3 separate regions of the Mus musculus genome follow, and all the other regions are linked to region 1. Evidence: chromatin loops called from intact Hi-C (ENCODE). Cell type or tissue: heart. All regions are shown on one strand.

Region 1 (8,000 bases):
AAAAAAAAAAAAAAAGGAGAACTTTCAAGACTAAACAATAAAACAAACAAACAAACAGTTCAATGGGCTGGAAAGGTGGCTTGGCAGATAAGAGTGTGTACTACTCTTGCCAGGGGTTGTGGCACAGGCTTTTAATCCCAGCACACTCGAGCCAGAGGCAGGCAGATCTTAGAGTTCAAGACTTGCCTGGATTATATAGTGACTTCAATCCAGGACTACACAGAGAGACCCTGTCTCAAAAAGGAACAAACAAACAAACAAGCAAACAAAACCAGCAAAAGAGTTTATACTACTTTCGCAGAGGTCCAGAGTTCAGTTCCCAGCACCCACATCTGACAGCTTGTAACTGCCTCTAACTACAACTCAAGGGATCTGATTCCCTCCTCTGGCCCCTACTGGAGCAAGCGAACGTGTGGGCGTGTACACACACACACACACACACACACACACACACACACACACAGACACACACACCAGATAGGTAAAACAGTTAAGTATATAAAAAGGAAAGTTTTTTTAATGTTGGTTTTCACCAAAGACAAAACAGATAATCTGTAGGCCAGGAAATGCATGAAAATCTGCCTATCGTCCTTAGAAAAGGTTTGAATGGCAGTGAGACACCACTATTCGCCCATTAGATGGCTTTATAATTACTCATGAGGATTTAAGAAAAATACTGTCGTTTCATATATGTTTCTAGTGGGAATGAAACGTAATATCGCTGTTTCCTAAAACCATTGGGAAATTCTTTGTAAACATACACGACCCCGCACAGATATTTCATTGAAAAGAAATACTAGGGAAAAAACGATTAGAGATTCCCAGTTAAAAAAGATTCTAAACATTTTCTAGCAATAACCAATTGTTTGATCTTGCTCCAAAACCAGCATTTGAAAATCTGTTTTGACATAATATAGACCATCTGTTTAAAATGGCTTTCCGATGATGTCACTAAAAATTGATATGCCTAGAAATGCACAGGAAAGAAATTAGACTGGACTTCACAGGGGTCACATGGTGAGTTGTAGAAGTTGCATTTCTTTCCTTTCATATCTTGAAATGTCAGTGAAGTGAAGGATACAGACAAAAGCCTCACCTCCTTGTGAGGCTTAGAAGTTAAGCACCCAGCACACTGGGGGATGCATGGTGGGGGCAGGGAGAGCAGGGGCTTCTCCATTTTGATGGTGCCCTCATCCTTCTCTCCCCATCACAGTGTGCCTTACAGATCAGTGTTGTCCAGGATACCTACCTCCTCGAAATGGGTCCGTGGCTCAACAGCAGTAGTTGTTAGCAACTGAGGCTACTCAGGTGCTTCTAAGCAAACAGGGGGAGTGCACTGTGTTGCTTTTCTTTGAAATTTGTACTATTGCTGTTTTTATTTTAAGATTTATTTTTAATTTACATACATCATGTGTGTGTGTATGTCTGTGTGGATGAGGAATTGTTGTGTCTGACCAACAACAAGGTATTGTTTCCTCTGGAACTGGAGTTACAGGTGGTCGTGAACTGCCCAACATGGGTGCTGGGACACAAACTCAGGTCCTTTACAAGAGTAGAGTGTGTGACTTTTAACTGTGGAGCCATCTCTTCAGCCTCATTAGTGTCTTTTTTAACTTAAAAAAAATCTTTTTCAGACAGGATCTTTCTATGCAGCTCAGGCTGGCCTCAAACTTTCTCAATCTTCACGCCTCAGCCCCCTCCCCACTGTTGGGAATGTACCACCACTCCTGGTCTGGTGTGAGTTATTCTTTGCCCTCATCTGGGCCTGTTGTCAGTGAGAAGTACCCTGTTTCAGGGCCTGCTGTACTCTAGGAAAGCTTTACAGAGCAATAGAGCTACAGACGGAGAACCTAACACTCTATAAAGCTCCTGCCGAGGCTAATTTAGCATGAGTTATGGGCAAGAGATAACAGAAAGGACAATGGAAGAAGGAAATGGTGGTGGGAGGCTAAGTCTGACCACAAGGCCCCTAGACTCTGTGATCCTCAAAAAGAAAATCCGGCAGCTCACTGGGACAGCATGATCAAAGTATAAGTGTCTGTTTATTTGTTTCTGACAGGCTCTCACTACGGAGATCAGGCTGGGTTTGAACTCACAATCCTTCCTTTCCCTGGGATTATATGTATACACACCACACCTGGCTTTCAAAGTATAATTTTGACTTTTTAGTTCATGCATGTGAATGTTTCTGACTGCTGCATGAATGTATGTGCACCATCCATGTGCACTGAAACCAGAAGGGAGCATCCGATCCCAGGAGCTGGCTTTAAGGATCCCGTGCGAGGCTGTATATGTGCTGGGAAGGGAGTTTGGGTCCTCTGCAAGGGCAGCAAATGCTCCTCACTTCTGAGCCATCTCTCCAGCCCTTCACAGTATAACTGTGAACCCACTCACTGTGCTGGAACTTCAGACTCTCAGGACTGTAAGGGACAGGTTTATTTATGGAACGGCAGGGGAGGGGGAAAGGACAGATTATGAACTGAGAGGGACATTTCAGAGCTTAACGCTTGTACATGATGCGATCTTGCAATGACTTCAGATTTTAAGAGAGGCACAGAGCTGTAGTTTACTGAAGCTAGGAAGTTAGAGCCCGGGATGCTTTCTTAGCCCATCAATACTAAACTTCATTTGATCACTTGTGATTGAGGTACACCTGTATGTGACAGGCCTTGGAAGGGTGGTGACGAAGAAATGAAACACTTCTACTGAATAGAGAGCTAGTGGCTCAGGAGACTTAAGAAAGGGTACTGGTTTTAGAGTTGAGTAGGTTTAGAACCCTGCATCTAGATATTTAGTGTCATGAAACTTACAAGTTGCTAACACCATTTTTGTCTCAGTATCCCAAGTTTTCAAAAAAGGAAACCCTTGTCAAGCTCGTTTCACGGGGCTGTTGTCATCAATGGTGTAATCAGCATAAAATTTTAGAAAAATGAATATGTACAGAAATTCATATTTGGATATCAGCTAGACATGCAATAAGGAAAAAGAATTCAGGTTAAGAAGAGCAAACACAGCACAACAGCTGGAGATCAGGTGTTAGCGGGACTGTTCTCCAAGACGGAGCCCTCGGAACAGGAGAAGGAACGTGCAAATGTCTGTGTGAGGTTTCAGAAGGAACAAAGGCTTAGGGCAGGATAGAGCTGCTAGGCCATGGGGAGGTGGCAGGGGAAAAGAGACCAGTGACAGCAGGAATCAGTCCCTACCTCATTGAACCTATCTTTTAAAAATGCACACACACACACACACACACACACACACACATACCCAAACTGCAATTGTGAGTATGAATTGTAAGACGTACTAAGCACTATATGAAGTAGAGTAACATGAAAATATCGCCACAAAGTGGCATCTATAAAGACTTACATAAAGAGCTTCACAGACGTTCATTTAGATTTAGCCTCCAAAGGAGGCATTTGGTGCCAGAGTTCTTCTTTCTGTTTTCTGGGCTGTTTGAGATAGGGTCTAGGTTGGCCTTCTGTGTTCTGTGAGGCTGAACATGACCTTGAACTTCTGATCCTCCTGTCCTCTACCTCCCAAATGGCTGGGATTACAGGTAAGCACCACCACACTTGATCTATGCAGTGCTGGGAATAGAACCCAGGGCGTTGTGCACACAGTGCTCTAACAAATGAGCTATATCCCCAGCCCTCTATGTCTGCTCATTCTTATAATGATGTCCCCTTAATGGGCTCTATGTAACAGAGAATAAAAACCAAACTTGAAAAGCCCTCTGTGTAATCTTCCTTGGCTCCCGTTTCTGAAATACTTCATATTTAATGCTGACAAGGTCGCGGGCTGACTGGTGATGGTATCCCTTCACTAGGAAAGAAAAGGCAGGGGATCAAGAGTTCAAGTCCAGCCTGACTTCATAGAGTTTCAGGAAAGAAATACTTTTAAAAGATTAAAGGCTCGTTAAGGGTCTATGAACTCCAGAGACAGATGCAGATTAAGACTCCCCCCCCCCCACCCCCCAGAGGAAGGAAGGGATGGTGAGCAACAAGAGGGCCTGGAGTTGGCTGAAGGCCTACACAGGTTTCCCGAGTGGATGGCATAAACCGACAGTATTTGGTTCTCGGTGAAAAAAAAAAAAAAAAAAGGTGACTTTTTTTTTCTTTATTTCTATTTTTTCAAACTTGGTTTTACAGAAGACCCGGCTTGGGACCAGATCGAGTTCAGCCTTGGTTTAAGCGTCCACACCTGAGCAAGCTTCCCTGCTTCAGTGGACGGCGCAAAGCGATGCACTTATCCTCGTTAAGTGCAAACCGTTAGGAAATGCTGCACGCCAGAAGCTGCCGCACCCCAGCCCGCAGTGCGACCTGAACCCTCCGCGTCGCTGGGACGCCGGTCGGTCCCCAAGTGCCCCCAGCCTGGGGTCCTCGCGGAGGGCGCCCAGGGCCACTCGCCGCGCCCCGCCGTGCCGCGGGGCTCCGGCCAGCAGGGGGCGCTGCGGCCCGCTCTCCCGGGAGCGGCCGAGCCAGCCCGGTGGGTGTTTCTCTCTCTCTCTCTCCCTCTCCCTCTCCCTCTCGCGCTCTCTCCTCCCGGCCTCACATCCGGGTCTGGAGCGCGGCCGCCGCTGTCAGTGCCGGGCCGGGGCGCAGTCAATGGCGGCCGAGGGAGGCGGAGCGGCGGCCACGCGCAGCCCCGAGCCCCCGAAACTTTAGACTTCGGAAGCCCCACAACTTCTCGGAGGGGGGCGCGTGGGCGGAAGGGGAAGCCGAGGCGGGAAGCCCGAGGGACGCGGCCGAGCCCGGAGCCGCCGCCTCCTTTTCCCCACGCCGAGCTTGCGGCCGCGCACAGCCGCGCGCCACCGCCGCCGGCTGCCCCGGGCCACACGAGCTCGCGGCCCCGCGGGGAGGCCGTGCCGTGCGCAGTACCCCGCCGGCCGCCCCGGGTCGCGGGGCCGGCGCCCGGGTGGTGCATGCGGGGCGGGGCGGCCGCCGGGCCGAGGCGAAGATGGAAGGCTTGACGCTGAGCGACGCCGAGCAGAAATACTACTCGGATCTCTTCTCCTACTGCGACATCGAGAGCACCAAGAAGGTGGTGGTCAACGGGCGAGTGCTCGAGCTGTTCCGGGCCGCGCAGCTGCCCAACGACGTGGTCCTCCAGGTACCGCCGCGTCCCCGGCCGCGCGGGCCCCGGGCAGCGGCAGCGGGAGTGGGCTCCCCCGGGGACGGGCAGAGGCCGCAGGTGCGGGAGCGGGGTGCGCGGGGACCCCTGGAGGGGGAGGGCTCGCCGTCCGGGTGGGGGCGGGGGTCTGCGGAGCCTGCATCCCTCCGGCAGCCTGTGCACTGGAAGAGCAAGGTCCCGGGTCTCTCGGGTTGTGTGTGCATCCTAGCGTCTGCTGGATATGCCTACTATAGTCACATAGCTCTTCGACTCCCGCACAATAGGAAAGTTACGACTATAGGCAGGCAAAATGCCATATGGATTTTTGAGCGAGCCGAGCAGACTCGATGAAGTGAGATTTGTTACGCTTAAGGTATCCAAGAAGCAGGTGGTTTGGGTTTTTTTTTTAGGGGGGGGGTTGTTTTGTTTTGTTTTAAATTTAAGGAAGCTGTGTTCTTAGGGGAGACTAAGAAATTTGAACTTCTGGCTGATACTTGGCATGTAGATAGATGTGAAAAGAACTTGGTCGTAGAATGGGTGGCCGGTGGACAGTATCTTCTAGTGCCCTTCCCGGGAATAGTCAGTGGAGCTTGTGGGTTTGGTTTGGGATTTATTGAACAGCTGGAATCAGACAGCGGATAGTCTCCTCAGTCTGTAACTCTGCCACTCGTAACTCTGTAGCAGCAAGGGTAAACCTTCTTTGTCGCCTGTTTTAGAAGTGCTAATATTTGTGATGAGCATTAATGCTACTGCTTAATGATTCATAGCTGCTATAGTAAGAGCCTGTTTAAACTGTATGGGAGGAAGGAACCGTCTTAAGTTTTCATCCTCATATTGATCCCAAGCCAGTTATCCAAATCTCCAAACACATGGAGATGGAAGTGGATATAATGCAGTGGAAGCAGAATATTGGGCCAGAGGTTTGATTTTACTTTGTTTTGAGACAGCTTATTGCTTTATATCCCAGACTAGCCCTGAACTCAGGGTCCTGTTGCCCCCTCAACTGCTCAGGTGCTGGGACGTGGGTGTGGGCTGGGCCAGGAGTCTCCAGGCTTTTAGAAATCTCATCACTCTGCCTCCTCAGCCTCCAGTTCTCTGAGGCCCATCTTAGAGTGAAAGTCAGTTTTCTTCTAACAGAAACCCTTGTGATATAAAAATTTCTACACACACCTCGAATATAGACAATACCCGAGTGCCTACTGTGGTTTAGGGAGTGAATTCTTTCTCACTTTGCTTTTGTTTCATTTTGTCATTTTTTCTTAACCCTGGGGTGTGGTGGGGAAAGGTGAGTGTTTTAGGTACCAGGGAAGGATAAGAAAGTCTCAGATCTGTGCTGCTGAAGAGGACAACATAGTGACAATTTTAGGCTTTCCCAACAATTCAGATTCTGTGTGGATTCACTGTTTTTGTTTTTATGGCCCTCTTACGATGAGGAAACCAGGTTTAGCTTGGGTTCACACAAAACATCCCATAGTTTGCTGATGGGTTAAATGATATGGGGCTAGTGTCTAATGGATTTGGTACAAAACTTACAGGTTCTGGACAAGAAGCCCCCCATATTCTATTTTAGCTCATGTCTTTGGGGTTCAGAGTTAACTGGAAATGACTTTGTCATTCTAATGGTACACAAGACTTTTTTAGGGTGTTTACATGTTTAGGGCATAGAAATTAGTGTCCATTAACCTCCAGCTGAGATATGTTCAATTGAATCCAACTTATTTTCATATTTTACTCAATTGTATTGGCATTTGAAAATAAATTTCTATTATCTTTGTACATAGGTAGCTTAAGTCGTTTAAATATTTGGGATTCAATTACACGTTGGAAATTGTAGGATCCCTGAAGCAAGACTTCCACAGTAACATGATCAGGTTGACGATCCCTGACCAGGATATCTGCAGTACTCCTAACCTGAAAACTTTGAGGGCCAAAATATCACAAGTGGAAAATTCCATATTATGAAACTTTCTTGTTCAGAATTATCATTCTTTTAAATTGACTCTCAAACTGTGGGACTACTGTGCATATGAGATGTAAAGAGATCTCTTCAAACTTGGATCCTACCCCCAAGATATCTCATTGTGTGTACACAAACCTTCAGTTTCAAGCATTGCTGATAAAGAATAGCCAACCTGTACTGAATAGCAATCTGGAGTCTTGAAGGCAGCTTACTTAAAATTTGGCCTAAGACATAGAAATGTGAGACTGAAGGGGAATGTGGATTTAGTTTCTCTTATGAGAGTTTGAGATTTTCTGAAAACAGCATTCCATGGCTCTCAGGGAGAAGCATTGGGGGTAATTCAAACATATCCCAGTTTTGTTCTCTTTGTTGAGCTAGATGTTGGAGGTTCAACAGAAGCACAAGGTGCTCTGAGGGCTTTGTAAATTACAGGACCATTCAGGTGTAAAGAAAAGTGGACCTGGGAGAGGCACGTTGTGTTCACAAGCACAAAGGAGATAAAGACACAGTTCAGATGGACTTCTGCGTTGAGATGGGGAGGGGAGATCTGCTTCCAGGCCGAGGAAAAATATGACCAAAGTCATCCGAGCCTTTTCAAGGACTAGTAGATAGTAAGATTTTACCTAAGCTAAAATATGTTTGGAGCTAATGAAACAGTTAGGAAGAGGCCCTATTACTAAAGACTGGGGGCAGGAGACTTCATACATTCAGTAGGCAGCAGTGGAGAAGCTTGGGAAGGTTTTGGCTTTGAATGTAGTGAGCATAGAGGATGGGGAAGGAGGCTCTTCCAGAGGTCTGGCATGGCTGCTGGGTAATGCACACCCAAACCAGAGGGACAGCCCTCGAATGGAAAATAAGGGTGGGTGTCCTTCTGAAGAGCAGCTGGGTTCGTACTGCTTTACTGTGTGAAGTGCCTTGTGGGACAGTACTT
Region 2 (8,000 bases), 470 kb after region 1:
AAGGATGGGTGCCCTGGGCTCTACTGAAGATACGGATGACACTTCTCCCTACCAGGGGGGTAGCTTACAGGGGCATGAAAACTTTGCGCATTTAGGAGGTGCGTCGAGTACTGGGATGCTTTCGAGGCCCAAATCCCAGCAGTTGAGGTTTTTGGAGAGTCCAGCATGTGTGGTTTCACCTCATGCAGCCTACTCTACCAGTGTCATCCCAAATGCCACGCTACTGTCCTCTTCAGAGGTTATTGTCATTCACACTGCTCAGAGTGCAGGACAGCTGGACAGTAGAACACCCGGTTCATCTTCATATTCAAAAATAAAACCCAGAGACCGTCCCACACCCAGATGTTCTGTGAAAGATGACCATCAGTCCCCCCGTCATCACTGGAACGAGGGTCATCTCATTCATTCACGGGCTTTAGCCTCCTCTGTCCCTGGTGCCACCACGCTGTTATCCCTCCATGATTCAGAGGTCTCTCTAAATGCCCCAGCAAACAGGGAAAATGGATCCCAAGCCATACTCTATCATTGTAGAAACAACCCAAGCTTTCCTGACCACCCTTCAGATGTGGATGGCAAGAGCGAGTGTAGTTATTCGGGGGACAGGGGATGTGGCAGTTCTGAGCCCTGGGAATATAAAACCTCCAGCAATGGGCGGGCATCCCCACTGAAGCCACACCTGGCCACTCCTGGTTGCTCTACTCCCACAAGTAACGTGAGCAGCTGCAGTTTGGACCAAACATCTCTCAAGGGTGATACCAGGTCCCTGTGTTCAGAGGACCATGATGGTTACTATACTACCACTCACGAGGCTGGGAACCTGTACACTCTCAGTGATGGCTTGGGGAACCCCAGGCACAGCATGGTCAATGTTTTTGATGGAAGGGCTCAGAGAAGCCAAGGGGATCAGGCCGCTCACCAGGATAAAATCCTTTCGAGAAACATCTCTCTGAAGAAAGCAAAGAAACCACCCCTGCCACCATCCCGGACCGATTCTCTGCGAAGGATTCCCAAAAAGAACAACCAGACAAACGGTCAGGTGCTCAATGAGAGCCTGATCGCCTCGCTCCAGCATTCACTGCAGCTAAGCCTCCCTGGCAAGGGCGGCAGCTCCCCTTCCCAGAGCCCCTGCAGTGACTTTGAGGAACCCTGGCTCCCCAGGTCCAGAAGCCAGAGCATTGTTAGCGAGGGTAGTAGCTTGACCTCCACCACCACTCCCAACGTGTATTCTCTGTGTGGGGTCACTCCGTCCCAGAGCGACACAAGTAGCGTCAAGTCGGAATACACGGACCCTTGGGGTTACTACATTGACTACACGAGCTTGCAGGAAGATCCAGGGAACCCCACCGGGGGCTGCTCAGCCAACACTGAGGCAGCAACTGGAAACGGGCCAGTACGCCACATCCAGGAGGGGTCGAGAGTCCCAGTGCCCCAAGTGCCGGGCTGCTCAGTTAGACCAAAGATCGCCTCACCAGAGAAGTCACAGAGAGTCACCTCTCCATCCAGTGGGTATTCTAGCCAGTCGAATACACCCACAGCACTCACCCCTGTGCCTGTGTTTTTAAAATCAATGTCACCAGCAAATGGAAAGGGGAAGGCCAAGCCCAAGGTACCAGAAAGAAAATCGTCTCTGATCTCTTCTATGTCCATCTCATCATCGTCCACTTCTCTCTCTTCTAATACTTCTACCGAAGGAAGTGGGACCATGAAGAAACTGGATACAACCCTGGCCTCGGCCCTTGCCCCTCCCCCTCCTCCTCTTCCCCCTCTGCCTTCTCCGTGTCTGGCAGACAAGTCCCCTTTTCTTCCACCACCTCCTCCTCTAGCAGATTGCTCCGAGGGCTCTCCTCTGCCGCCCTCTCCCATGTTCCCCCCTCCACCACCAGAAGCCCTTGTTCCCTTCTGCTCCCCCACCGACGGGTGCCTTTCTCCTTCTCCCACAGCAGTTAGCCCCTCTCTTCCAAGATCCTTGCCTCCTGTGCCAGCACCTCCACCTTTCTTGCCCTCATCAGAACCCCCGCCCGCTCCGCCTCTGGACCCCAAACTCATGAAAGAAAACAGGCCCTTTTTCAAAAACTCTAGCCAGTCCGAATCCTCTAGGGAGGCCCTCAGGCGGCCTGCCAACAAGGAGGAGGGCTGCCGACCCCCCATGCCCCTGATCACCACAGAAGCTTTGCAGATGGTGCAGTTGAGGCCAGTGAGGAAGAACTCAGGTGCCGGGGCAGTCCTGTTTTCTGAACCATCAGCTCAGGAACAACGAACTCCGACTGCTCCACAGTATCACTTAAAGCCATCTGCTTTCCTCAAATCCCGAAATAGCATAAATGAAATGGAGAGTGAAAGCCAGGCTGCCTCTGTGACGAGCTCGCTTCCGATGCCTGCCAAGAGCCAGAGTCAGGGTGACCATGACAGTGCAGTAGAGCGTGGCGGCCTTCCGAGCTGCAGCGATGGAGCTCCAGGCCCGGGTCCCAGCCTCAGGACCACTCTGCTCCCAGACTCTTCACCCAGCAGGAAGCCACCCCCCATCTCTAAGAAGCCCAAACTGTTCCTGGTGGTACCACCTCCGCAGAGAGATTTCACAGCGGAGCCCACAGAGAACGGGAGCGAAGCTTTCCCAGGCGTGCCCAGCCCTACCAGGGCAGAGGGGGAAGCTGTGCGGAGCCAAGAGGAGAAATCCAGCCCAGCATCCCGAGCTGGCTCTCATGCTACGGCCCCCACCCCCGGCAGTCCGGCTCTAGAACCGGGAACTGCAGGGTCCTTATCCTCTAGCATTGTGGAAGCCAATGTCCCCATGGTCCAACCTAATACATCACCGGGCCCCACACAGGAAGAGTCAGGCGAGAACAGTGTGGATGGTGAGAGAAATGCGAAGAGCTGCCTGTCTCAACAGGGCAGAGAAGGTAAGGCCGGCTGCTTTCTACTGCACTCTTCTGATCTTCTGGAGATGAGCCAAATAGGGCTACTGAGCTCTTTTGCAACCAGGTGAAGCAGCCTAGACTTCGGCAAAAGCCGGCAGTGTGTGGGCTTCTTACACCTCATTACCCAAGCTGCTTTGTGAGCATTTTAAAAACTAAGAGAAGAGAGGGAAAGAGAGGGGTGGGGGTGGAGGTGCTGGGAGGTCTGAGGCAGGCTGGGTATTCAGTAGCAGGAGAAACGCTCTTAAACAAATTTAAGAGCAATTTAGTCCAAAGTCTGTAGCAGGAAATAGCCCTGGCTGTCAGGCTAGCGAGTATCATTTCTACCTCAGGAAGAACTCAAACTACAGAGCCACGGGGCTTCGCCATGGTTCTCACACTGTCGGAAATGGCAGCAAAGTGGCATATTTCAGAGCCGGGCAAGGGACTGAAGTGCTAGTCACAGCGTCTAATGTTTGCCTGCCTTTCTTCTCTCTAGCTGGCTTGCTGGAACCCAACACAGCTGCTTCCTCTTCAGACCCCGTGGATGTATCTAAGGAAGAGGGAAGCGATGAGGTGCTGACTCCGACTAAACCCAGGACAACAGAAGACCTGTTTGCAGCCATTCACAGGTATCCCAAACTTTTGTCATATTTTAATATACTTTATAATTTCTTCTTTCTGGACGGGCTCCTCTGTTTGCATGAGGTTTTGTCTGTTGGCTAGCCACGGTTCGTTTAACAGTACTCAGTTTAAAGTGTCGTTCTTATACATTAATTACTTTTTAAAGTTTGATTTCTGTTTTACTTTGTTCCATTGATTCTGTGCTGACATCGAGGGCAGAATGTGATACCTTCTGGTAGACGCAGCTGTGGCTGGCAAGGCACCTAGTGTGCCAGTCATGTGACTGAGTGTTTACAAGATTTGGAACCGGTCTGGGGTGAGGAATGCTGAGTTCTGTGACTTACTGTACATAGACTAGCTCTACAGAGCCACCTTCCTAAGGGTGCTTCAGTTGATTTATTTATTGTTACTTTTTTGTTGTCTGTTTAGAAAAGCCATGATTTCATAGTGCTTTTTGTTGCCTCCTTCAAGACTTTGTTTCCTTTCTGTTTCTTGTCCCCCGACTCTTCTCAGATCTACTCCTATCCAACTTTATGCTTGCGCTCTCTCTCTCTCTGTCTCTCTGTCTCTCTCTGTCTCTCTCTCTCAAATGAAAATTAAAAGCCACTAGAAACCATGGAATACAATCTGTGTTGGCCGGCTCACCTAGCTGCTTCCCTGGAAAGTGATTTGAAATACCCAGTAGCACTCCCTTGAAAAAAACTGACTTTTCCTCTCCCAGTAGTTATCATTTGTGAGTAGCTTCTTGCTGAGGGCTGGGACTCTGCCCTCACTTTGCTCCTTTCTGCTGGGATTTTATCTAGCTTGCGCTTATTCAGGTCTTTTATAGGCTGTGCGTTCATTCCTATGTCTATCCCACCATGTCCAGGAAAATGCTATTTCCCCTGAAGTTGGCTACCACCTCTGGCGTCTGGCTCTAACCGTCTTTTCACCCACTACTTCTATATCCCAGAGCTTTGCTGGTAAGGATGCAAGGCTGAGCCATCCAGTGTCTCCCAAGGAATAATTTTTCTTTGGCAGGAGGAAAAAAAAAAGCGGGGGTGGGGTGGGGTAGGGGAAAAATCTTTAAATTTGTTGCTGTATACCTCTAGCGCCATCTGCTGGCTTTAAAAAGACCAGTTACTTTGTCAAAGGGAACTGCTTGTTACCTGGTAACAACTGATGGTTGATTACCTTAGAGTTTAACTGATTTAGTAATTCAGCTTTGCTTATTACATTGCTTGGCCGTATCCAGATGAGTGCACCCCTACCCCACAGAGGCAATATAGTAGAAAATGATAAGATTCAGATGTGTGCAAGTACTTTAAGAACCAGTGTTGTGTAAGGGAACCCCTAGCTGCTTACAAATCCTTACTACCAGGCTTTCAGATAACGCCTGCGAATATTTCTCTGCCATTAAGACTTTGTTTTGACTCAAGTGACTGTCCTTCATTTCCCTTCTGAGACCACGTACTCTATAAATCATTGGATTCCCTGAATAAGTAATCCATGTTAGCCAGCTCTCAAATTCTGGTGCGTCTGAGTTTAAGTGAAAAGGCCGTTGAGTGTGGTAGAAGAAACCCCCATCCTCACCTAACTATGTGCAACACAGGAACATCTAATGTGGGGCAAACCACGCTGGAATGGGCGTTAGACATTGAGTTGACAGACAATGGTGTGCAGGTTTCTCTCCTCTTGGCTTTGTTTGACCTGTTGCCTGCAGTATTGGTCTAAAAGGCCCAAAAGTCCAAACCTGTTGCCTCACTGGTTTCTTTGATCTCATTAGAAACAGAAAGAGTGGGGCTGGAGAGATGGCTCAGTGGTTAGGAGCACTGACTGCTCTTCCAGAGGTTCTGAGTTCAATTCCCAGCAACCACGTGGTGTCTCACAACAGAGGGATCTGATGCCCTCTTCTGGTGTGTCTAAAGACAGCTACAGTGCACTCATATAAGATAAATAAATAGACAGATCGATAGATAGATAGATAAATAAATATCTTTAAAAAAAGAAAAAGAGAGCTAGCTATCTGGTTCTTTCTTAAAACAAGGAAGTGAGAAATGGGTCTTTTGAAAACAAGCAAATAAAGTCACATTGTAGAGATTTACACCGATGTTCCTAACTGTAGCTGTGCTGGACACATTATAAACACTCAATAAATAGTTTCTGAATTAAATGAAACTAATTGGAACTTAACTGTCCTGAAATTCTTTTGAGACTTTAATGTCTTTCATTTAGCATGGAATGCACCAAGTTTCTAAATATACAGGAATCTGTATTTATAATCACAAGCCACAGAGAAGTGTGTTGCCAAGTTGCTGTGTGTACTAAATACTCTGTTGTAAGGGAACCCAACTGTTGCAAAGCCATGGTTACTGCAAATTTTTGTCTAAAAATACACCAAAGGGCTCTTCTATATTTTATTTTGGCAACCTTCAGAAGGCATTAAAGAATGTGTGGTTTCTGCTAGAGAGACAATGCCATCTCTTACAGATACAGAAATCATTCAGTCTATTACTCTCTGTACACATGGGAAAATTAGAGGCCAAGTAGCCTTAGGAATGGATTGAAAAGAAAAAGCTCAGATACATGCTAATTTCTGTTGTGGCATCAATACTGACTTAGCAGATGTAATCAGAGTCCATCTGAATTCTGGATCCTTACCTGCAGCACTGGCACTCGTGATGTAAAATACAGACGATCCAAACTGAAGCGTAGCTTTCGGAGTTCTAAAATAATGCAAATTAATTCTCTTCAGATTTAAAGCCAGATGGAAAGTGTAGAACACCAGTTGAGGTGTGAAATTTTTATATTTATTGAAGTGATTAGACTTTAAGCCATTGTTAACTATTTAAATGCCATCTTTAGAAACACACACACATACACAGAGAGAGAGAGAGAGAGACTACATGCAGAGATATCAGAAGTTCAAATTTAGTTTATTTTGTAAGCAGCAACTGCCCCCTGAGAATACCAGTTTTGTTTTCCTTTTGTTTTGTGTGTATGTTTTTTTAACTTGCCATTTCTTTTAGTTCTTTTTTTTTAAGATTTATTAATTTATTATATGTAAGTACACTGTAGCTGTCTTCAGAAAATCCAGAAGAGAGTGTCTGATCTCGTTATGGATGGTTGTGAGCCACCATGTAGTTGCTGGGATTTGAACTCAGGACCTTCAGAAGAGCAGTTGGTGCTCTTAACTACTGAGCTATCTCTTCAACCCCCTCTTTTAGTTCTATATCTACAATTAAATGCCCTAAATGTTACAGAGCATCGCTGTGCCTTTTTGTGCCTGAGCACAATCAAAACATTTTACCACAGGCTTGTGGTCCTTGGCTGAAATACCTAAAAGACCGAGAGGAGCAGAGTTGCTCTGGAAGGTAGTCATTCATTTCTCTTGTTGAACTTTGAGTAGGACAGTTGAAGAAAAATACTTTTGGCCACATTCTGCTGTCATGGGGAATCTAGTGCTCTGTCTTTAGAAGTAAATAATATCAGAGAAGCTCTTGGGCTCGTCTTTAATGATGGTGTGTGTGTGTGTGTGTGTGTGTGTGTGTGTTCAGGAAGTGGTCACAGGAAGATGACAGCAAGGTTGCCAAGGACTGACTGTTATTTTAATTTTGTTTTATTTCAGATCTAAAAGGAAAGTCCTTGGCCGGAAAGACTCAGAAGACGATCACACTCGAAATCACTCTCCCTCCCCGCCTGTGACACCCACGAGTGCTGCCCCTAACCTGGCCTCTCCAAAGCAAGTAGGGTCTATCCAGAGAAGCATAAAAAAGAGCACTACCAGCAGTGACAACTTCAAAGCTCTGCTGCTAAAGAAGGGGAGTCGCTCGGACACCAGCGCTCGCATGTCAGCGGCTGAGATGCTCAAGTCTACGGACCCTCGCTTCCAGAGATCTAGGTCGGAGCCTTCGGCAGACAGCCCGGACAGCCCATCCAGCTGCTCCCCCAACAAGAACAGGAGAGCTCAGGAAGAGTGGGCCAAGAACGAAGGCCTGATGCCTCGGAGTCTGTCCTTTTCGGGCCCTCGGTACAGCCGCAGCAGGACGCCACCCTCTGCGGCCAGCAGCAGGTACAGCATGCGGAACCGCATCCAGAGCAGCCCCATGACCGTCATCTCCGAGGGAGAGGGAGAACCTGCTGAGCCAGCGGACAACAAAGCACGCAGGGCCCTGGATGCTACCAGGGTGTGCTCTCTGGACAGACTGACGGGTCAGGAGATGGACCAGGCCAGCCTCCTCTGTAGCGAGGAGCCTGCCTCTGTGGATGGGATAGGAAGGGCTGAGGGCAACGGTCCCTCGGAGCAGTGTGGGGGTACGGAACAGAAGAGTTAGTATCAGAGCCTGCCTCTCATGAGTGAGGCAGGAAGGTGAGCTGTGCATCACTCTAGGAAGTCTCTGTGGCCTTTTCCTGGCTTGTGGGGACCCCACTCAGCATTGGTGTTGGGGAGGTCTCGGCCTTTCGGGTCTCTTAGGACTCACTCGCCGTGTGGCTTAAAAGCAAGTA
Region 3 (8,000 bases), 320 kb before region 1:
AAACCTGGCAGATAACATTGTCTCCAAAAGAATAAATGGAGAACTTGGAGAATGTAGGCTAGCAGCCACTGGCCATTTTTTTTTTCTGTTATGTTTTGTTTTTGCTTGCATAAAGGGACTATTTCCTGTAGCTTCAGAGATGGTATTTACCAGCTCAGTGTTATACCACTATCGGCAAAATCTACGTTCCCAGACAGGCTGAGGCAAACCTCAGCAAGAGAACACCAAACAGCACATCAAAGGCCTGAGCCAATGAAACCCTATTCGCACGTGTTGTGTTTGTCTTCCCCCCCCCCCCCTTAAACAGAAGGGACAATGGCAGTGTCTGAATTTTAATTGCAGTGGACTGGCTTAAATTACTTGACCTATTTTTTTTTTTATGCAGCAAGAACAGAAATGATTTTTTTTTTTTTTACTGATAGCCACTTATTGGAAAGGGAAATATTAGAACATTTTCCTCAAGCAGTAAGCTGCCGATAAATAATTTAGCTTGCTTTACAGCACATGAGACCCACCTATATTTTGGGGGGGGGGACTATTAAGATGCCAGAAAGAAAGAAATTTCTCTTCAAAGGGTGGGAATGCTAAGTTTTGCTAAATAAGGGGCTTTAAATAGTTCAGGTGCCTTGGGTTTGAATTTCTATTATGTTTAGCTGTTTATAGGCTTGAAATAAGCTAAGAAAACTAGGGGGCTGTGTGAACCTAGAGAAGGAGATCCTATCAGGCCTCCTTCCTTCCACACTTCTATAAATAAACAGTGCCTTTTGAGTGCATTGATCCTAATCAGGTCCCCCCCTCCCCAAGATAAGCACAAATGTTAAAAGCAACCCAGAAATGTCAGAAGCCTGGGTAATGGTGTGCTTCCAGAGAATTCTGCTTGGCTAGCCCAGGACCTGTGAACGGCCCATGGCAGATCACAGATGAGTGATGGGTCCTGCTGCTTCCTGTTGGTACTGTTGGTTTAGGCTGACCTGATCTGAGCGATTAGCGAAGCCGCTGTCCATCATGGGGTGAAGGTTGAATATCTTGAGTCACAGGTTTCTTGGCATTTTTCCAGAGTACCCCAGGCATGCTCATCACTAAAAGCCTTCCCTCTCTTCCCTTCACTGTAGAATAATTAGTTGGTGACACGGGGTTGCAGAACTAAGCCGGGAGGGAGTCTGTGTCTCCGGAGGCAGCAGCCAGGTAACGTTAGCTGGTACCATCACCGGTTACAGACACAGAAGGCTTAAGGAACCCTCTCTTGGCCTGGAAAGCTGTGTAGAAAATAAAATGTAGGCTGAGGGGAAACTCAAGCTAATATAAAATAACAATAATGTTAATAATAAAGAAGCTAACTACAAGATGTAGATGAACGCATGAAGGACAGTCACAGCCAAGTGGGTGGGTCATGGCTACTTGAGCCCCCTCTCATTGTGTCTGCTATGGACCTGGCGGCTGGCACCTTTAATCCCCAAACCTGAGAGACAGAAGCAGGAAGATCTCTGAGTTTGGAGCCAGCCTAGTCTACAAGACTTTCTCAAAGTTTTCTTGGATGATGGGACACCGATTTTTAAGACGGCAAGAATCACACTGTTTAGGTTGCCTGGGACCAAATCTATCAAGTTCTAAGACAGTCAAAACTACACAGAGAAACCCTGTCTGGAAAAAAACCAAAACATTAGTTGTCCACAAAGAGTATTTCTATCCATTCATTGGTATTGCTATTTCTTGCAACGTGTAGTTTTGGACTTGGTTTGCAACCCCCCCCCCCACCCTACCCCAATGCACACAGGATTAAGCTGTGAAGCCAAACCTTTAGGCTGCCAGGCAAGCACCGCCCTGCTGTAGTTATTTTGCAAAGCTCTGTGACAAAGGTTGACTGAGACGTCCCTTCCAGGGTTCTCTCTCCATGTGACTGCGCTGCCTCTCCAGTGCCTAAGATAACCATCCTGAGGTTCTGAGATCCCTGTGTTGACAGGGATCGGTTCTTAGAACCCCTCTAAGGGGTAAGTCATGAAAGAAAGAAAGAAAAAAGCAGTAACATGAAAAAGAATTCCACACGGGTTATGAAAAATATTTAAATAAATAGGTTAGTAAAACAAAATAAAGGGAAGTCTCCATTGTGTTTTTTTTGGGGGGGTGGTTTTTGGTTTTGTTTGTTTGTTTGTTTGTTTGTTTGTTTTTCAGATTTTACTCGGGCAGTGGGATGTGGGCTTTAAGAGGGCAAAAAGAACGCTCTTTAGGCTTCATAGGACTGAATCAGAGAGAACAATCATAACCGATCTCGTCCTTGACACTGAGTTTCTTGTGGCTGGCTCAGTTGAGTGCGTACTGTGCTTCAGAAATTGGAAGAAGGCGCCTCACGCGTGCACACTTCTCTAATACAGCGGTCCCGCAAAACCCGTATCATCCCAACGTAAGTTAAGAATGTGGCATTCAGAAAAGAAGCGATTTGCTCCAGGGCGTGGGAGGCTGCGGTGGGACTTGGAGATGGTGCTTACACAGCACTCTTGAGATAAGCCAAGACGTCTTAAGATGGCACCGACTGCACAGGAGAAAAAGCTCTATATTAGCCGTTCTCAACCCGTGAGTTTCAACCCTTTCACGGGAATCTCCTAAGAAAACCCTTAGAAAACGCAGATATTTACATTACGGTTCAGAATACTAGCAAAATTAAAGTTAGGAAGGAACAACAAAATCATATTAAGGTTGGGAATGACCACAACATGAGGAACTGTATGAAGAGGTCCCATTATTAGAAAGGGTGAGGACCCCTGCTTTACATGGTCCTCAGCTATAAAGCGCACGGCTATAAAACAACTACAGATGTGTCTGCCCATTCGATTACACATTTGACCTTTTAGGAGTCTCAAGATATGGCTGTACACGTTTCCAGACCCAGTCAAACTATTCTGCAAGGTACATGTGACTCTGAAAGAACACGGACTGTCTAGTGTAAACCTTGTTTCACAGTTTTAACCTTGCTAGAACTTCAAGTACGATCAAAGCGAAGTACAATAGGTTGTAATTTTGTTTCCCTTTTTACTGAATTCCATGTTGCTGAATGCGGCCCCCTTTCCAAATTAAGCTAATGTCTGGGGTTTGCCAATTCTAGAACCCGATGAATAAAAATGTTTGTGGTTAAGTTCTCCCAGGTTGAGAAAAAAAATGACCACTTTGTAACTTGCCCCAGTGGCTGATAACAATTATACCTGAGTATTGATTATAATTCTCAGAATGATATTGTGTAAGAAAATGAATCTCTCAAGACACAAGAAATGGCCACACCATTAATCCCAGCACTTGGTAGTAGAGGCAGGCAGATCTCTATAAATTTGAGGCCAGCCTGGTCTTCAGAGGTAGGCCCAGGACAGCCAGGACTACACAGAGACTCCTTGTCTTGGAAAAGAAAACTAGTGGAGATGTAGCATTCCGTCAGTTTACACTTACATGATCTTCTTGGACATACCCACACTGTCTGCTATAAGGGTGGCCCACTGGCTCTCTTGCTCTCTTCTGCCACATGAAGGGTTCTTCTATTAATAGTTGTAGTGAAATGAATAGTAGACCAGGATTAAAAAACATGGGCCTTACTCTGCAACTAAATAGCGGTGTAATTTAATCACTGCTGGCTTAAGTTTCTCCATCAGTGAAATGAAGATGTTTAATTAATATAACGTGTATCCAAATTCTCATGAAAGAAGCATTGGCCTACTCCTATCGTTTTTCTTCCTGTGGAAAGATGGACTACGAGGTGCTGCTTCAAACCCTGTTACAGCGTTTCTTGCTTTTCTGTTTCCAAGGTAAATGGGAGCCTGGCGATGGGCCACGGACTTGATTCAGCTGGGCTGATGCTCTGAGCGCTGAAGTCATCTCTGTAAACGTTCCCTACATTGTCATAATAACATTATACTGTTGTTGTCGTCTGCTGAGATTTACTGGCCTTCAAACAAATATCCAAACCTTACCAGCCATGAAGGATTTCTTGTGCACAACACTTTTAATGTTTTAAGTGACTACGAGACAGCCATTGCCAGTACAGTAGTTCCAATTATGTGTGCTACAATTTTTAACCAACTCTTCATTTCAAGTTCTGCCTCACATACTCCCTTACATATTAATAATTTGGTTACTCGGGACTTAGAAATAAAAGGCATTCAATCAATAGTGGGGCTCTGACTTCTTCAAACAACTCCCCCTGATCCACGATTATCATCACCATCACTTTTATTGTTATTTAATTCCTCAGAAAGAAAATTCTATAATTGAAGCTAACTCAGAAGAAGCAAAGCAAAACTGTGAGTTTTAAGCAGGAAAGAGCTAACAGTCTATATCTGTTTGTCTAGTTTCTCTTATCCAACTTCCCACCAACATAGGCCTCCATATAGCCTCAGTTACTTGGATAGATGACAGACTGATATGTTAAAACTAGTTACACAAAAGGAACTGTGCATCATGTGTGTAACTATCCAGGAAATGACTCTTGATTTTACATGCTAAAGTGATGCTTCTAGTACATGGAAGCATTTCACTAACTGGCCACCAGGTGGCGCTAAGGTCCTATCAATTTTATTAGCACTTCCTTCTGAGCAGCTACCAAGACTAGATTGACACTTGCTTCAAGAATGTATCTCCACCCGATTTGTTTTTAGTGAACCATAACAAATTCGGTATGACCTACCATAAACTTCAAAACAGAACCAAGTCAAAGATGCCTGCACACACCCTTCCCCACCATCACTTCTCGCTACAGTCCACCAAAATTAGAATTCACTGAAGGTGGCCTTTTCCTAGGGGCTTCTTCCTTTTTGAAATATTCTCTTCCTGACTTCCTTTCACTCAAGCGCCAGTGGCTCAATTTGATGCCCTGCTAGGAACATTTTTATCTTAAGAAAGACTGACTGAACAGGAAGAAAGTTTGAATGGCAGGACTTAGTGTATTAGTCCAAAAATAAGTATTGGAAAGCGTTTGTGCCTCCCTCTACCTTTGTCTGGTCCTAAAATCACACCTGTTTCTTCTCTCATCCTGCAAGCCAGCCAGCTCCAAGGTCAGTTTTGCTCCTCTGCTAGGTCTTAGATATGGATATTGATTCCCGTTTCACCACCAGCCAGTTCCTCCATTACTCAAGGTTCGGTGATTTTCATCTGTTGTCCCTCTGCCTAAATCGAGTGCTCCTCCCCAAGATTCAAGAGACCTTGGTCAGACTTCGTCCTGCAAGTGAACAGATCCTGGACACTACTTTCTTTTCCCCCATGGAACTTAAAGCTCTTCAACCTTACTCCAGTTTGCCCCTTGGTCCTTGGTGTGCGTGCGTGTGTGTGTGTGTGTGTGTGTGTGTGTGTGTTGACAAATCATTTGGCATTCATCTCATCAGATGATGGCATGATATGGTGTCTTAGCTAGGGTTTTACTGCTGTGAACAGACACCATGACCAAGGCAAGTCTTATAAAAAACAACATTTAATTGGGGCTGGCTTACAGGTTCAGAGGTTCAGTCCATTATCATCAAGGTGGGAGCATGGCAGTATCCAGGCAGGCATGGCGCAGGAGGAGCTGAGAGTTCTATGTCTTCATCCAAAGGCTGCTAGTGGAAGACTGACTTCCAGGCAACTAGGGTGAGGATCTTATACCCACACCTACAGTGACACACCCATTCCAACCAGGTCACACCTATTCCAACAAGGCCACACCTTCAGATGGTGCCACTCCCTGGTCCAAGAATATACAAACCATTACATATGGCTTCCACAGACTTGGGGTTTCACTCTCTTGAGTTTTCTACCACGTGACTTGCCAGGCCCACTCAGAAGAGACCGCACAGTTCCCTTCAGCTTCTCTAAGGACACACGCCTTTAGAGCCCTGAGCTTCAGTGGAAGTCCCACTACCTTGAGGCTGTCAGGCTGTGAGGAAGTCAGGTTACATGGAAAGGCCACGTGGAGTTGCTCCTGCCACCAACACCCACGGAGGTTCCCAGTCGGTGACCTGTGTGAGCCTTCATACGTGAATGAAGATGACTGCCAGCACTTCCCGTCTCAGCTACTGAATTAGCCTCCAACGCTGCGCCTTCCCAGCTCAGACATCATGTGGCAGAGAGAAGTGTGAATCTTTACTTCCTCCCCATTTATAATCCACAGAATTGGCGAGCATGGCAAAAACCATAGTTTGAAGAATCAGTTGGTAAATGCCAGGAGCAACGCTCTCCATGGTTTCTCTTAAAATAAATTTTCCAATTAGAATGTGTTTTGGGTTACTGTCCTTAATTCGACATACAAGCTCTATGAGAGCAGGCCTCTTTGGTTTTGTTCATTGCACATCAGCCTAGAGAAAGCTAACACATTGTACTGGCTAGTTTTGTGTCAACTTGACACAGCTGGAGTTATCACAGAGAAAGGAGCTTCAGTTGAGGAAATGCCTCCATGAGATCCAACTGTAAGGCATTTTCTCAATTAGTGATCAAGGGGGAAAGGCCCCTTGTGGGTGGGACCATCTCTGGGCTGGTGGTCTTGGTTCTATAAGAAAGCAGGCTGAGCAAGCCAGGTGAGGCAAGCCAGTAAAGAACATCCCTCCATGGCCTCTGCATCAGCTCCTGCTTCCTGACCTGCTTGAGTTCCAGTCCTGACTTCCTTGGTGATGAACAGCAATATGGAAGTGTAAGCCGAATAAACCCTTTCCTCCCCAACTTGCTTCTTGGTCATGATGTTTGTGCAGGAATAGAAACCCTGACTAAGACACACATGGTAGATGCTTGGTAAATATTTACTGTTAAATTGACTTTTTTAATAATTGAAATCATTGACTAAGAATCAATGATTTTCCCCCATGCTGCATTTTTATTCTCTCTATGGCATCCCTGCTGTCTTTGTTCAGAAATTCCTCATTTCTCCCTAAATGTGGTCTGAACAGATACTGACCACATACGTCAGAAGGTGAGAAGGTAAGAAAAAAATGTGGTCCTTTAGCTCAGGCCAATGAAATGGATCTGATTAGCCATGCTCATACCACAGTAGAGAGAGTGAGCAGGCTGCACCCCGAACCAGCGCCTCGCAGGACTTAAGAATGGAAGGTAGTCCGTGACAGACCAAGAAAGTTGTAGGAGAGAGAAATGATCTAAAGAAACTGTATTTGAGCTGGGAGCACGGACTCTTACTGAAGAGCAGAGGAACCGGTTGGCTGATGTCAACAGACCATGGCACTATGACCAGATCAAAGCCAAACTAAAGGTTCATACTCTAAACATTGGGAGAGAAGGGAGACAGAGGAGAGGCATCTGTATTTCACAAAGCTCCATCTATTTCAGTCCCCATTCGAACCACAGACCTTGTGAGGCACCCGTAGAACTTTCTTTACTAATACGAGTGGCCTTGGAACTCTGTTTCAGAACGCTGCTTTGATTAGACACCGTTTCCTCTGCCCAATAGGCATGGCCCACCCTCAACCCCATAGTCGAAGAACCCTTCACCAAAGATTTACTCTGAGAAGGCTTCTCCCATAATTTCCTCCTTCACAACACTACTGGAATTAAAAATACCTTTATTACCCATACGTTACACAGAACTTCTTCGACTTTGTAATTCACCCCCATGATAGAAATTTTTAGCTGTAATTTATGATTACTCTGATTCTGTTTATACTCACTCTGTTATCTATTCTTAGTCAATGAAAGGGCTGCCATTGATTGGTTAATTCCTAACTTAATGATGTTGGCAGGATCACCGATGATTTTAATCACCTCTCTATAGGGCTCTCCTCAGTGTTGACCCAAACTTCAGCTAGTGGTGGGTACAGTTAGCCAACCTTCCATGACGTGAGCCAGAGAAGAGCTTTTGTAAGCGGAACCATCCCTCCCTGTATCAGGTGCCACACCCATTTCTGAAACAAGCTCTGGGGCAGGGTTATCTTAACCTACCTACAACAGAACAGTCAACAGTAGACAATCTCTTTCTGAAAGTTTGGCTTGAAAGCATAGATTCCTTTATTTTAAAACCCAAAACTGAATAAGAGCTATTTTTAAAATAG

Evidence for each region. Peaks named below come from ENCODE experiments on the same cell type or tissue, not always from the same donor. Only the 100,000 strongest peaks of a DNase experiment are listed, where the experiment ranks them.
Region 2: it touches region 1 in a loop (8-fold over the local background); 2 of 42 quality-filtered maps call a loop at or near these places.
Region 3: it touches region 1 in a loop (7-fold over the local background); 16 of 42 quality-filtered maps call a loop at or near these places.

The regions. Positions count from the first base shown.
Region 1 is chr10:18,051,007-18,059,006 of GRCm38, forward strand. It overlaps Reps1 (RalBP1 associated Eps domain containing protein), which reads left to right and starts at 4,934. Exons shown (of 20, transcript NM_009048.2): 1 at 4,934-5,109. The coding sequence starts at 4,957. In heart, a CTCF peak has its summit at 4,440 (motif pointing right); a DNase peak (open chromatin) is centred at 4,545; H3K4me3 peaks cover 2,521 bases; H3K27ac peaks cover 3,214 bases.
Region 2 is chr10:18,524,146-18,532,145 of GRCm38, forward strand. Nhsl1 (NHS-like 1) reads left to right here. Exons shown (of 7, transcript NM_173390.3): 5 at 1-2,897; 6 at 3,391-3,523; 7 at 7,123-8,000. The coding sequence ends at 7,828. Among named protein-coding and RNA genes, the nearest start is that of Hebp2, 18 kb to the right of the region's middle. In heart, CTCF peaks have their summits at 4,632 (motif pointing left) and 5,436 (motif pointing left); DNase peaks (open chromatin) are centred at 1,376, 2,096 and 2,386; H3K27ac peaks cover 808 bases.
Region 3 is chr10:17,728,720-17,736,719 of GRCm38, forward strand. No RefSeq gene overlaps it. Among named protein-coding and RNA genes, the nearest start is that of Cited2, 9.5 kb to the left of the region's middle. In heart, a CTCF peak has its summit at 4,527 (motif pointing right); no DNase peak of the experiment used is centred here.